Linked DNA regions of Homo sapiens: region 1 is linked to region 2. A link is a loop called in an ENCODE intact Hi-C map of the cell type or tissue named here. Cell type or tissue: chondrocyte. All regions are shown on one strand. Links, peaks and the distances in the headings refer to the core of each region. The heading gives the core; the rest is flanking DNA. Region 1 holds the start of CACNA1B (calcium voltage-gated channel subunit alpha1 B). Region 2 overlaps EHMT1 (euchromatic histone lysine methyltransferase 1).

Region 1 (7,286 bases), core at 1,563-6,562, 50 kb before region 2:
CAGCAAAGCCACCTCCAACAGGCACCATGCTGGCTCAGGCCAGCCATGGAAGCTGGTGGCCCCTGGCCTGTGCGCTCTGCAAGCCAGCGCCTCCTGGGGACAGGTCACTGTGATCCGTCAGCGAGAAATACAGCACTGGCACCCCTGGGAGAAGCACCCCCATAGCACACAGGGTGGCAAACAGACTGTCTCACATTCGTTCATCTCCAGCAGGGCTGTGAGGGGACCCCAGTGAGGGGACTGCAGCTGCCCCAGCTCCACGGCGCAACTGAGCTTCAGAGAGCACACGCCCGGGCCTCACACGCTGGGCCTCCTGGCCTCAGCTTGCCTACCCTGTGAGGACGACCACGAAGTCCATGACGTTCCAGCCGTTCCGCAGGTAAGAGCCCTTGTGGAAGACAAAGCCCAGAGCGATGATTTTGATCCCTGCCTCGAAGCAAAAGATCCCGATGAAATAGGGCTCCGTGTCGTCCTAGGAGAAGCGCAGAACAGTGGTCACCCCTGGCCCCTACCCGGTGTAGTAGCGGGCAGAGACGGTTGGTGAGGACCCCACCCCACCATGTGCAGGCCACAGCTATCGTGAGGGTCTGACCCTCCTCACCTTGCCCCCAACACCCTGCAGATTCTCCAAGGAGCCATTCCCATCACTGAGCCTGCTTGCTGTCTGCACATGTCCCCTAATGGGGACACCACTGTTTACAGCAGCAACATCCCAGTCATGCCTGCAGGCCCCTCGTGCCTCCCACCCTGGCATCTCAGCTTCTGCCCACGTCACAGTGGGGCCCCAATCTCCCTGCTAGCACCATGCAGTGGGCCTTGCTTCGGGGAAGACAGTGATGTAACAGTACTAGTTGTGGGTGCTTATCAGGTAGTTTTTCCTTTATCAACTAGGGTGGCCCTTTAATACCCCATGAGGTCATCCCCATTCTAACATGTGGGAGACAGAGGCACAGAGATGCCCAGGAGCCAGGCAGAGGCCACAGCAGCCTCTGGGTGGGAACCTGCACAAGGTTGCCTGGATACAGCTCAGGCTTTCTTGAACTCAGTCCAGGCCCCGTTTATGCATTCAACATGCACCCGGGTAACCAGAACATGCACATCTCGGCAGAAAACAACAGAAATGAGAAGCACAACCTCAGCCCTGAGTGTGCTGAGCGACGACCGCCACATCTGTGAGGACCCTGGAGGCAGCCAGCCACAGTCTGAGCCTGAAGCTGGGAGCCACCCTGGGCTCAGACCGCAGGGAGCCTCCCAGAGGGCGTGGCGCCTGCAGGCAAGGCTTCCACAGCTCGATTTTGAGAAAGGGATCCAGGTGGAGGGAACAGAGCAGCCAAAGGAATGAAGACAGCTGATCCTAAAAAGATCCCTTTCCTGCACCCCAGGCTGAGCTCCAGCCAACAGTTACTGGACATGAGAGAGCAGAGCCAGGCCCTACCAGTGCCGAGCTGGAAGCAGCAAACAGGGTGGAGATGGGGCTGTGTGGAGCTTAGGGAGACCCCAAAGACTCCTCGTGAGCACACGCGTGGGGCTGGCAGGGAAAGGCCCTGTGCAAGGCAAGCCCGGGAAGCTGGGCTGAGGGAGCTGCATGTGCAGGGTTGGCATGGGGGTGTCGGACACCTGCACTCCAGGGCTGCTGCCTTAGGAAGCAGGTGAAGGGGTGGGGAGAGGAGACCAGCTTCAAGGGCCTCCCCTGAGGGTTCGTCTTCAGGACTGTGGAAGTCACAGGAAGAAGCAGCTGCTGGGCTGCCACAGAGCTGCCAGGTGAGGTGAGTGCCACCAGTTCCACAGCCTGTGCCTTCCTCCCCAGGAAGCCAGGCTCTCGAGGGCTCTCCGCATCTGACTCCCACCTTACTCAGCCTGGGCTCCTCCTGTCCTGTGGTGGAGCTGGCCCAAGGCTTGGCTGGCAGTACCTGGTAGAAGCTACCAGCACCCAAGGGTCCATCATGACCCGTGCTGACTCGCCCATGCTCTTCCTGGCCTCGAGCCTTCTGGTCTGATTTGTTTAGGAGGGACCCCTTTTCCCAAGGGGTGGGGTTGCTGACCATCTGCCCCAGGGGAACAGTGGGGCCGCAGCAGACAGAGATCTTCACAGGAAACTTCCTGGTGAAAAAGAGAACAGGCCCGACGCCTAGGAAGGACCAGCCAGCACCCTCAGCTGGGAAGGAGCCCCCAGCCCGAGCCCTCTCCTCACAGCTCTGCCCTGCCCAGCCCATGGCTGAAGGCTGGCTTAGGTGGGAGGGATGGGTGTGCAGGCAGCTTGGTGTTGCACTGCAAGCTGGGGCCTGGCTCGAGGTAGCTCCAGAGTCGACGGGGAGGTGGGAAACAGCCCCGAGAGGCAGGGAACCAGGGAGGCCTCGCCCAGGGCCAGGCTGGGAGACAACTGAGGGGCTGCCCCTGCACCACCCAGCCTCGGCCTGCTCTGTGGGCAGCAGCACAGCCTCCCCTCCATCCCAGGGGACATCAATGGCTGGGCCTGCACATGGGACTGGGACTGGTCAAGAGCTCCCCAGACCTCTAGGCTGGCTCAGGGCGGGCATGTTCTGCAGTTTTCCCAACAGGTTAGCTCGCCACTCCTAGAAGTGTCCTCCCCAACCTATGACCACAAAGTAAACCCTCCCACACCTGCGAGGCAGGAACTTGCAAGGCTGGACACCCACTGCCTGGCAGGGCAAGACAGCTTGATCCTCCCTGCCCCCGCCCCGGCCTGGCTCCTGGGCCTGCGTCCCTCTGACCCTGGCCCTGCCCTCCTTCCTGTGACTTGGCATTCAAGGCTCTCTGCCTGTTTCCTCTCAAGCTCACCCTCTTCTCCAGCCTCCAGAAAGCAATGGGCCCCACCAGGGTCCTGCCCAAGTCCCCCACAGGGACCATGACTCACGCCTGCCTCATGGTGTGGCTGGGCTGTCCATGCTCCTCCTCCTCACCCGGCCGTAACCCAGACCACTGGGCATTCCAGACTGTGCTCCATTAAGACCTCCTCACCTCGGCCACCCATAACTCACCTCCTGGTGCCTCACCTCCAGGACAGGCTCCCTGTCTCCCCTTCTGCACTCCTGGGCCTGCGGTGGCCCAGGTTCAAAGGGAGTTCAGTTTCAGGGCTAAAGTCTGAATAGCTCTTGTCTCAGGATGCTAGTGGGGGCGGAAGCCAGGCTTAAGGGAAGAGGGAGCAGCTCCTGACACCCCAGAGAGGCCGTCTCCTGGACGCCTCTGGCCCCGCACCCCCTGGGCCCCCACTTGCTCTGCCTTCTGCTCACCTGGAGGCTCCAGTCTTTAGGCACACTCGGAACCCAGACATGGGGCCAGGCATCAGGGAAGAGTGGGGGCTGGGGGACATGCTCTGACCTCAGAAACTGCTCACCTCCAAAATGCTGCCCTTCCTCTGACCCAGCCCCTCCAGAGACCCCACAGGGCTGGCCTTCCACCTTGCCTCCTGTTGAGCCACGGAGACCTTGCCCTGGCACCCTGACTCACACAGACTCTATGCTCCAATGGGGGCTACCACGGGGGCCTCTTGGCTGGAATCTGGGGACAGGTAAAAATGATTCAGAATGTTTGAGAAGGAATGCTTCCCACAGGATGGTGAGGCCCACTGGAGAAGAGGTTCCAAGCAGGCCCGCACAAGACAACTTGGAGGATGAGGCTCAGGGTTCCCACATCCAGGCCAAAGCCCATCTCAGCCCAGCAGGGCACACATGGCATTCAGAGCTGACCTTCCCGAAGACATGAATGCCCCTTCCCCACCCCAAGTTTAGAACATGGTTTTCTGGATCAAAGTCTAGCGCCGAAAGCCAGGACAGCCATTGAGGTGCAGGAGTAGCTCGTGGCACAGGGCAGACTGGCCCAGGGCTAACGTGGCCACGCCCAGGGCTAAGCCGGTGACCCCAGCTGCCCTGGCCCTCGAGGAAGGTGTTATCTGCCAGGCCTACCTTTTCCTTCAGACGCGAGGGGCACTGCCCAGACGACCCTGCCCGAGGAAGCTGTTCTCAGGCACAGACCATAAAGGAAAGTGGAGTCGCGGCCTCCCCACCACCCTGCCCTCAGGCCCAGCCGGGCACTCACCAGCCGCTCGGACATGGGCGTTTTGTCCCCATCAGGGAGGTGCTGCTCCAGGGCCAGCACGATGCAGTTGGCGATGATGGTGGCCAGGATCATATACTCGAATGGAGTGCGTGAGTTAAGGACTGGCCGGCAGACGCCGCACGGAGGGAAACACGAGGCCGACGCCAGCAGAGCCCAGTGCAGCAGCCACCGCTAGGCCGTCTCCGGAGGGGCTGAGACAACTGGGTCCGGAGCCCCTCTCCTGGCGGAAGCGGCCTGGTCTCCCTCACTCCCTGCCCCCATCCCTAGGGGCGGCCGCGAGGCGGGGCCTCCGCAGTCTGGGCCGCCAGCCCCTCGGCACACCCGGGCGGCCGTCAGCACCGCGGACAGCGCCTCCGGCCCGGCTCCGCCCGACTCCAGGGCCCCGAGGGGAGGGGGCCGAGCGCCCCCAGGCGAGGCTGGAGGGAGACCCCGCGCAGGCGCACGCTGCTCCCTCCAGACACGCAGCCACATGTACCTACACAGGCACGTGAACATGCATGTAGCCCGCATCGCGAGCGCACGCACGCGCAGCGCCAGGCTCCAGCTCAGCCCGCACACGCAGGCACCTGCAGCCAGGCGCGCGCACGGCCGCGTCCCCACAGCGCTCGCACCTGCACGGACGCGGCTTCGCCCTCGGTGCCCTCCAGGCTAGCCGCGCACTGTGCACCGACCAGGATCCCCAGGACCCGGCGTGCGGAGGGACGAGTCCGGAGCAGAGGGGCTCCGCCCCGCGCCCGCCGCACTCACGGAAATGCTCCCGCACCCGCCGCTCCGAGGGGCCCTGGGGCGCTCCGTACCCCCCTCGCCCGTCTCCCGACGCCTCCCCAGGTCGCGCCCTCCCGGCCACCGGGAAGATGGCCCCGGCCCCGGCCCCCACCCCGGTCCCCGCCCGGCCCCGCCCGGCCCCGCCCGGCAGGATATGGCCACTCGGTGATGCGCTTCGCGTATTTGCGGACGACGTTGTCCTCGCTGAAGACGAAGAGCGAGCGGTTGACGGTGAAGCAGTTCTGCTTGACCGGGATGGGGTTGTACAGCGCCATGGTCCGCGCGCGCTGCGCGATCGATTGCTTGTAGAGGACCCGCTGGCCGGGCTGCAGCCCCCCGGGACCCGGGCCCCCCGCCCCGCCGGCCCCGCCGCCCCGGGCCCGCTCTCCGCCGCCGGGGCCCCCATAGCGGCCGCCCAGCTCGTCCCCGAAGCGGACCATGGCTCCCGGGCCCCGCGTGCATCCCCGGCCCAGCGGCCCCGGCAGGGAGGGCGCGGGGCGCGCCAGGCGCTCAGAGCGGAGCAGCCACGGAGCCGCCGGGACCGCAGCGGACCTCGCCCGGCCCCACCGCCGCAGCCGCCGCCGCCTCACCCGACTCCGCGGCCCCGCGCCACGCCCTATAAGGGGCCGGTCACGTGGCGGGGCCCGGCCAATCCGCGCCGGCCCCGCCCACCCTGCCGCGCCGGCCCCGCCCCGCGGCCGCCCCCGCCCCGCCCCGGCCCCTCCGGCTGCGCCTCCCTCGCCCCGCGCCTCCCACCCCGGGGCTGGGCCGGGCCCAGGAGCGGACGAGCCTGTGGGTCCTCGACGGCCGCTCAGCGCCAGCCCGGGCCGTCCCCGGAGCCCACTCTGCCGGCCGCACCGCCCCTGGGTGCCCTCGGCTCCTCAAACTCGGCCCAGACGGACCCCTCGCTCCGCCCGGAGGCGCCACCAGCCCTGGGGCTGCAGCCCAGAGCTGGGCGCCAGGCCTGGGCCGGCCCGCCCCGTCCCCGCCGGGTCCCCGGCCTTCCCAACCCTCCGGGTGCGCTCGGCTCGCGGCCTTGGTGCCACGCGGACGCTTCTGTCGGGGGCCCCCAGCCCGGGTGCGGGACCTGCTGTTTCCACGCACGGGGCTGGCTCCGGGATCTCAGCTCAGAGAAGCCTCTGACCGCCTTGCAGGCCACGCCCCGTTAGGGAACCTGTCACGGTCACTGCCATTCCCCAGGCCTCCTTGAGCGCCCACCGCGGGCCGGGCCTGTCCTGGGCTCCCAGCTCTGCCCTCACGGAGCTGACCGTTTTGTACAAAGCACAGCAACCATTTACACAGCGCTCACTTCGTGCAGGCCCGTGGGTCCTCACAACCTCCAAAAAGGCGGCCCCGGGGTCGGGGAGACCTTCGGGAACAAGGGACCCTCTCGGACCTGAAGCTCGCTCGCAAGGCGCTGAGTGCAGAGTGAGGCCGGGTGCGGGCTGCGCCTTCTGAGAGGGAGGCAGTCCGCACAGTTCCGAGCAGAGGCGCGTAGGCCTCTGAAGGGTCCCTCGGGCTGCCGTGTGGAGTGTGGACTGCAGGAGGCTGGGGTGCTGAATCACTTAGGATGCATTCAGAGGCGAACAACCCGCTTCCCAGCTAGCAGCAGCTTGCACGATGCCATTGTGATCTCACTGAATACGAAGCCACCATCTCTCCTCCCTCCAAAATCCCCACATACACTTTCTGCCTTCCTGCCTGTTGCCTCATGCCCCAGGGTGGCTGTCATAGCACAGGGCATCACACCGCTACACCAGCATCTCAAACGGGAAGGAAGTGGCAGGTGTACAAAGGATGACCACTTTGTGAATCAGGTTACGATTTTCTTTTCTAACAAAGGAAAAGCTTCTCAGAGGCTCCCCCTGCAAGTGTCTCTTTAACCCCGTTAGGCCATGGGCCATGTGGCCGGCCCTGACTTTAACAGGGTGGGAAAGTGAACATGTGTCAAAGTGGACCAGGATGGCCAGCCCCCACTAGGCGAGCACATAGTTGCCCCAAACAAAATCAGGGTTCGCTTAGCTGGGAAGCAGGTGCTAAGGCTGTCGGGGAGGCTGCCAACTGGCCTGTCACAGAGAAAAATCAGAGCCCAGGGAGGGGTTTTGACAGCAGCACAGAGAGAGATGATGTGGTTTGAACATGGGGGCCATGAGCAGTGCCTCTTTCTCTTAGAGAGAGTGCGTCCAGTGTAAATGTGAAGGAGAGATAGAAACACAGGCTCTTCATTTTTGGTCTGAGTGACTGAGTCGAGGGGGATGCCCTTTGCCGAGATGGGGAAGACAGAGGGAAGAGCTTGTTAGTCACAGGGTGGAAATTAAGAATTGCCTACTGGGGACAGAAGTGGAGATGCTATGCAGGGGTGGAGTTTCTCGAGGGATGCCAAGACGAGAGGCCACTGCTGCAGCCCTGCGCCTGGAGGCTGGGCTCGCCACATCTGCTCTGCC
Region 2 (7,286 bases), core at 1,267-6,266:
ATGGGTGGGGTGTCAAAGTCTGTGACACAAATCTCTGCCCGACCAGAACCAGATAAAGACAACAGTCCAGAGAAGGACGGCTGGAGTAAGGCAGATAGGCAACGTGGGAGGCGGGGCCTGCGGAGAGAGCCCAGCCAATCCTAGGACTGGAGAGAAGGCACAGGGGCCACATGGGTGGGTGGGGGGAGGGCCTGCGGAGGGAGCCCAGCCAATCCTAGGACTGGAGCGAGGTGCAGAGGCCGCGTGGGAGGCGGGGCCTGAGGGAGACCAGCCAATCCTAGGATGGGAGCAAAGTGCAGTGGCCACGTGGGAGGCGGGGCCTGTGGAGGGAGCCCAGCCAATTCTAGGACGGGAGCGAGGTGCAGAGGCCACGTGGAAGGCGGGGCCTGTGGAGGGAGCCCAGCCAATTCTAGGACGGGAGCGAGGTGCAGAGGCCACGTGGGAAGCGGGGCCTGAGGAGGGAGCCCAGCCAATCCTAGGACTGGAATGAAGGCACACAGGCCATGTAGGAGGTGGGGCCTGTGGAGGGAGCCTGGCCAATCCTAGGACTGGAGGGAAGGCACAGGGGCCACGTGGGGTTGGGGGGTTCTGCGGAGGGAGCCCAGCCAATCCTAGGACTGGGGCGAAGTGCAGCGGCCACGTAGGAGGCGGAGCCTGTGGAGGGAGCCCAGCCAATCCTAGGACTGGGGCGAAGTGCAGCGGCCACGTAGGAGGCGGAGCCTGTGGAGGGAGCCCAGCCAATCCTAGGACTGGGGCGAAGTGCAGCAGCCACGTAGGAGGCGGAGCCTGTGGAGGGAGCCCAGCCAATCCTAGGACTGAGGCGAAAGCACAGGGACCACTAGAGAGGCCGGGCCTGCAGAAGGGGCCCAGCCAATCGCACTAGGGAAACAAGGCCCACGCAGAAGAGAAACCAGAGTCCTCCCCACATGTTAACAGGAACAACTCAAGGGACCTGACGCTTGAAACACTGAGGAAACGAACACGTCCGAAAGAACACTCAACTGAGTCCAGCCTTGAGATGAACCAGACACTGGGCCAACAGACACGTATTTTCAAGGCAGCTCCTAAGGCTGTCCTCAATGAAGAACAAAGAAAGATTTCAAGGCATGAAAATATCAGAGAAATGAGAAGTCTCAGCGGAGAAACAGAAAAAGAATCCAACGGAAATTCTACATCGAAATTCACTGGCTGCTGAAGCCATCACTGGGTGGATGAACAGAATCTCAGAGATTTGCCTAATGACAGGTAAAGTCAAACAAATTGACTTGTACGCAACATTATTTGAGATAAATAGCAAGGGCTGAAATCAACCTGAATGCCCCAAAAAGAAGGAGAAAGATTTCCATGTACGGACAATATGATGACTCTCCCCAAATCCTGTCGGGAGAAAGGTAAGGGCTCGTGCACTATCTACACTCTACCACTTTTTGTGTAAGAAAAGAGAAGGAATAAGAAATCTACTTGAGTATTTTTTCTCGATTTCTGCTGATGGTTACTGCAGGTGCTACAGTTGGAATGTGTGTGCCCCCCGACCAGACTCACAGGCTGAGACCCCAAGGTTAGGGTGAGGCTTTGGGAAAGCGATTAGGTCATGGGAGTGGAGGGAATTGTGCCCTCATAAAAGGGACCCCAGAGAACTGCTGCACCCCCTCCACCACGTGGGGACACAGTGAGAAGGCACTGGCTACGAACCAGGAAACCCTCCCCAGACACCAGATCTACTAACACCTTCATCTTGGGACTTCCAGCCCCCAGAGCAGTGAGAAATACATTCCTGTTATTTGTAAGCCTCACGGTTTACAGTGTTTTGCTATCACAGCTCGAATGGACTAAGACAGCAGGAAACAGAATACAGAGAACATGGAGAGAAGCAAGGCTTTTCTGGGTGTGAACTTCCCAAGCATGCAAAAATTTTACACAATCAAAAAACAAAAAATTAAATTGTAACATTTAAAATGAACTAAAATTAATGTAACTGCCTATCAAGCCAGTGACACAATCACACAAGCAACATTTCTGGTGCCGCGAAGCACAAGACTGGGCCCAGCTTCCATGGGACATGTTCTAAGGAGTGAGACGCTGCAAAGAAGCGCAGATGCCATCCGGGAGCTGGACTGGTGCTTACTGTTATCGGTAATATCTGGAGTGCTATTTTGAAACTAAAGATTTTAGAAACCAAAATTTTTATTGTAAGAGATGCAAATATAAAATCAAAGAAGTTGGATAAAAACTCTACACTGTTAAATTTGAATTGGAAATATTAACATGAACACATTTTTAAAAATCTATTTACTTCATAACTCTGTCCTCTGAAAAGTGAGTCAAGAGCCCATGGCACCCTGACAGCAGTGGGCACCCCAGAGTCTCATTTCAGTGTCTAAAAATCTTTCTCTTCCAAAAGCACAAGGACATCCTGGAGAAATGGCTGATTCCAAGTGTGGGGCAAGGAACATAAGGGAGGCCTGGGTGTCACATGGTACCGAAGAGCAGTGTCACCAAAGGAGACGGGCTCGCCTGCATGGGCTCCCCATGGCCAAAGATGGGGCAGTTTGACCATTAAATAAGAATGGCTATAACTGATCAAACACACATGTAAAAATGTAAACAAAAAAAAAAAGTAAAAATCCATGAGCCCACATTAACACTCAAAACAGAGGAAAGAAAAAAAAGACCAAAATTTCTTTGCTGCTACTTCCTCCCTCTGAAACTTGATAACTAAATGGTAAGAATAAAGCATTGATCTTGCCTTTCTCTGAGGAGTAACCACAAAGCCCAGGTTTAAGGTTTATTTATTTAAACAGAAGAATGTCTGTTAATAAACAGGGAAGGCATGGATGCTCGGGGTGGCCAGTCGAGGTGGCCATAAAGCTCCCTATGGGACACAGCAGCCCCGGTGTGAGTGTCGCCAAACCTCAGCCCTTCCTCCCAGCTGGCCGCAAACACGGGATAAGAGAACAAGTGAGGTGACACCACGGGGGGCACACAGAAATGTGGACCATGGGATTTCTCAGGCCGTTGGCCAGTCTCCCCCATAGGCCACTGTGTGGGCTGCTGGTAGGAAGAAACTTCTGGGATGTGCCAAGTATCATACAAGGGACAGCCCCAGCTGACTCCAGAGGGGCGAACCAGGAAAAGACATCGGGGAAACTAGGAGTCTGTAGATGAACCTCACGTGACGGCAATCTCAATCTCGTCAGGCAGCACTATTCACAGGCACACTCTGACGTCACTGGGGGTAAAATGTCACATTTGTAACTAACTTTACACTGTATCAGCAAAAAAGGATGAAACAAATAAAGCAAGATACTAACAACCATCAAGTCCAAGTGGGGGAATAGGAGTCTCCACTCTCCTGATTCTCTCTGCTTTCTGGTATGTCTGAAAATTTTCACAATGTGTGGTCAAAAAGGAATTGCAAAGGCAAGAAAAAGGAATCTCTGAAGGAAGTGGCAGAGAAGTAAAACATTTTTCTTCTATTTTTTAACTAAGTAAGAGACCTGAATGCCTTTAAAATTAGGGAAGAGGCATCAGAGAAGAACCTGTGTGGAGAAAGTGCTGCCGCAGGTGAGGAGGTGCAGGTGGCAGACAGGTGGTGGCAGTGGGCGCACGGCACGAGCTCCAGTGGCAACGTCTGTGAGACCAGGGCGGGGGCCTCCCCGTGGTGCCTGGATGCCCCACCCGGGCTCTGTACAGACACCCGGGCCTGGTGCTTGGAGTGGACCTCACTACAGGTGCTCACTTCACTTCGCCAGAGGCAAAAGAGGCCATCTGGGAGGGCCAGGCCCATCTGGGCTCTTCCCAGGATTCCTAGCAGGCTCCACAAGCCCCCACGCAGCAAGCAGGAGGGGAGGCACAGAGGCGGCAGCTCTCCAAGGTGCTGAACTGGCACTGCTCAGAGCCACCAAGGGCTCATTGCAGACATGAGGCCCCAGGGCTGGGGACTTGCTATTCCTGGTCTTCTCATTTTTGTGGTTTTTCTGTCCAGAACCACCGGCCTTAGAGATGCTCTAGTGCAGTGCGTTAAAAATAACCCTCCTCCCACCCTGAGAACCTTCCAGCTCTGCACCAAGCGTCACTTGGGCCGTGAGTGTGGGATCTGTGGCTGCCCGGGAGACGTGGTACCTCCCCCACCCCGCACCCCCGCAGGAGCACACTTTGTGGCTTCTCAGGACGAGCCCCTTTCTCAGTCTGACCCCAGGAGCCTCCGCGTGACCCTAGAGGTCATGGGGTCTCGAGACCCTGTGCTCTGCTTGGCCTCACTGCCCAGACCAGAGGGGCCTAGAGTCAGGATGTGGCCTTGGCAATGGTCATGCCTGATGACCCAGCCCAGACTCCCTGAGGCCACACACACATGTGGCAGCCTGGCATGTGCTGCCCCCCACCCCCCACCCCAGGGCATGTCCAGGGCATCTTTGGGGACAGGGTGTGGGTTCCATGCACCCTGAAGAATGCAGAGGGGCTCCTCCTGGGCACACCCCTCTGACCCCTGCTGATGCCCCTTGTCACCGGGACTTCCCTGATGCCCGCCAGCACCCCCCTGGGGCCTGTGGATGGTCACAGCACAGGCTGTAGCCCCAAGAGACAAAGGGGCCGCCCCCATGGGCCATCAACCTTGCCCATGGCCTCCCACTGCGTGCCGTTCGTCCACGTCCCTCCCACGATGGCAGCCGGGCCGACCACCCCGTCGCACCCTGTCGGCTGGCACAAGGAGCCCCTTCACACAGGGGCACGGCCTCCCCTAGCTGCTCCTACGGTTCAGAGGCTTCAGATCCCAGAACCCTCAAAGGAACGGACACCGCTGAGGGCTTTAAATGTACCCTCCTGTGCTGCTCTTCCAAGGTTTCTCTGATGAAGAACCTTCCACCTAGGTTTCGGGCAAGCACACCATGGAGAGGGCTCCCTGGGGCGCCAAGTTGATGGGAGATTTGAACAAAGGCCTAAAGAAGGTAAGGACCGGGAGGGCGGGTGGGCAGGATCCCAGAGGGCATGTTCAACAGCTCCAGAACAGCATGAGGGAGTGCGAGCAATTGTGACAGCAGTGGAGGGGGGCAGTCAGTGGGGAATGGGCTGTGCAAGGTTTGAGCCAAAAGCAGAGGGCTTGGGGTCCCTGTAGCCCCAGGCTGAGAACAGATGGCAACACCAGGGCTGGGGCAGACCCAGGGGTGGGTGCCCACTGCAATGGTCCAGGAAATACTTTGAAGGCAGAATCAGAAAGCTTCCTGGCACCCAGAGATTTTGGCGCTCAGGTGGACAGGGGTCTGGGGTCTGGGGTCCGGGCGTGGGTCAGAGCTGTAGCAGACACCTAGGAGGCTTTGGTGTGTTCGTGGCTCTCCACATCCCCAAAATGAACAAGAACCGTACCTGGGCCTGTGTGTCCATGGCTGAGAAGTGAGAGGGTGCAGGGAGGAGCAGGGCTAGATGCTGCTGCCTCGGGTGGGTGGGGACCAGAGCCTGCCCTGGACTTAGGGACACTCATGGGAGGCGAGGCCTGGCTGCATCTGGTTGCAGACAGACTGGAAGGCAAGGAATCAGGCGAGTGTGGCAGCTCTGGGGCATCAAGGAGTGTGGAGAGTGCTGACAGGATGTCCCTGAGGAGGTGAGGGCAGGCGTGGCTCCAGACAGGAGAAGGAAGCACAGAAAGTCCATGCCATGGAACAGGTGTGAAGGCACAGCACAGACGTGTGGGGGAGGAGGCGGGGACCCCCCGGCCAACATGACAAGCGAGTCAAGGAACTGAGAGCCTCCAGCAGCGATCTGATGGAGCAGTATTGTGCCTGTTGAATGTGACAACTTAAAAGCAGCCTGGTAAGTTGCAGTCCTTATTTTACAAAAGGATTGGCCCACAGTGAACTGGGAATATGGAAATGGCCCTTCCACACAGACAGTTTGGGAGGTGCGGCCCTAGGTGAGCAGGAGGAACCTGGCCAGTGAAGGCCACAGCCGCATCAGCAGGGAGACAGGCCTGTGTGCACAATGCTGCCATTAGGAGGTGGTTTCGAAGCCCCAGCAAAGCTCTCCCCTCTCCTCTGGGCTGCGGCTCCACCCGCCTGTCTTGGTCTCACTGGTTATCACGCAGTGAGAAGGCAGGGTCCCTCCATGAGCCAGGCGGTGGGGTCCTCCTGAGAACCAAACCAGTAGGTGCCTTGACCTTGGACTTCTGGCCTCCAGCACTGTGAGAAACCAGTCTGTTGTGCAGTCTATGGTGTTCTGTTACAGCAGCCTCAACGGACTGAGACAGGCCCCAGGAACCAGGGCCACCTGGAGGCTAAAGTCAGCTGGGGTGACAGAGGCCACGGCCTGCAGCTTAGCTCTGAGGCCTCCTGGTGCCTGGAAGTGGACCGGGGTGACCCAGTGCATCTTCTTCAAGCAGGTTTGAAAATACAATGTCTGGCACTCAAACAAAACTAACCAGAAACATGAGGAGACAGGGAAAGAAGAAGATAAGCAGCAAAACAGATGCTAGAAACAGACCTACAGAGATGCCAGATGCTGGAAGGAGAGACCAGGGCAGGAGATATGGCAGCAAGGAGACGGCACAGAAACAGGAACACACCGCCCCACCCACCCACCCCCTATGGACCCAGACTGACCACACAACACAGCACTGACGCCACATGGTTAAAATACACATAAATTATTTCCAGTAACAATAGCATATAAATCAGATATTCACATTAACAGAACAAGGAGAAAAATCATAGGCTTATTTCAATAGATTTTTTTAAATGTTCAACAAAATTCAACAACAATTCATGAAACTCTTTGGGACAGAAAAGAGAACTTTGTTATTCTGATAAAAGCATCCCGACGCCTGCACAACAGCATCACGGGAAACAGTCCTGAAAGGCCACGCCTCCTCCCTGACACTGGGCAGCCCCGCCGGTGTAGACGACAAGAATGAGAAGTGAAACCAAGGGGACCGGGGCAGCCTGCGTGGTGATGACACGGGCACACACACACAAAACAATGGACCCACACATATCATTACACTTAATAGGTGACTTTAGGCCACAGGTTAAAGAGTTAATTTTAAAAACCTACTCTATTTCTATCCATCAAGCAACAAGAGGAAAAATATGCCTCCTTCAAATACAAGAGCATCAGGGTTTCTGAGATGCTAAGGGCTCCTGCTTCTGACTGTGATGGGTCAGCTGGTGCTGCACTTGCCCTCCCACCCAAGACTGATGGCCCAGCCAAATCCACAGGACACAAACAGAGGTGCCCAGGGTGGCACCTCTGGGCAGTTTCTCATACAGTTGAAGGTCACTCACACATGACCCAGCCAG

Evidence for each region. Peaks named below come from ENCODE experiments on the same cell type or tissue, not always from the same donor. Only the 100,000 strongest peaks of a DNase experiment are listed, where the experiment ranks them.
Region 1: a loop joins it to region 2, with 8 times the contacts of the local background. A loop is called at or near these places in 1 of 110 quality-filtered maps.

Annotation. Positions count from the first base shown.
Region 1 is chr9:137,875,930-137,883,215 of GRCh38, reverse strand. CACNA1B (calcium voltage-gated channel subunit alpha1 B) reads right to left here and starts at 5,434. Exons shown (of 47, transcript NM_000718.4): 1 at 4,999-5,434; 2 at 4,057-4,162; 3 at 333-472. The coding sequence starts at 5,282. It overlaps CACNA1B-AS2 (CACNA1B antisense RNA 2), which reads left to right. Exons shown (of 4, transcript NR_121583.1): 2 at 214-379. RefSeq lists enhancers at 1,556-2,057, 4,326-5,241. In chondrocyte, for the core only: a CTCF peak has its summit at 4,525; DNase peaks (open chromatin) are centred at 2,323, 4,529, 5,955, 6,082 and 4 weaker places.
Region 2 is chr9:137,825,432-137,832,717 of GRCh38, reverse strand. The region is part of intron 25 of EHMT1 (euchromatic histone lysine methyltransferase 1); the gene reads right to left. Among named protein-coding and RNA genes, the nearest start is that of MIR602, 9.3 kb to the left of the region's middle. In chondrocyte, for the core only: no CTCF peak of the experiment used is centred there; no DNase peak of the experiment used is centred there.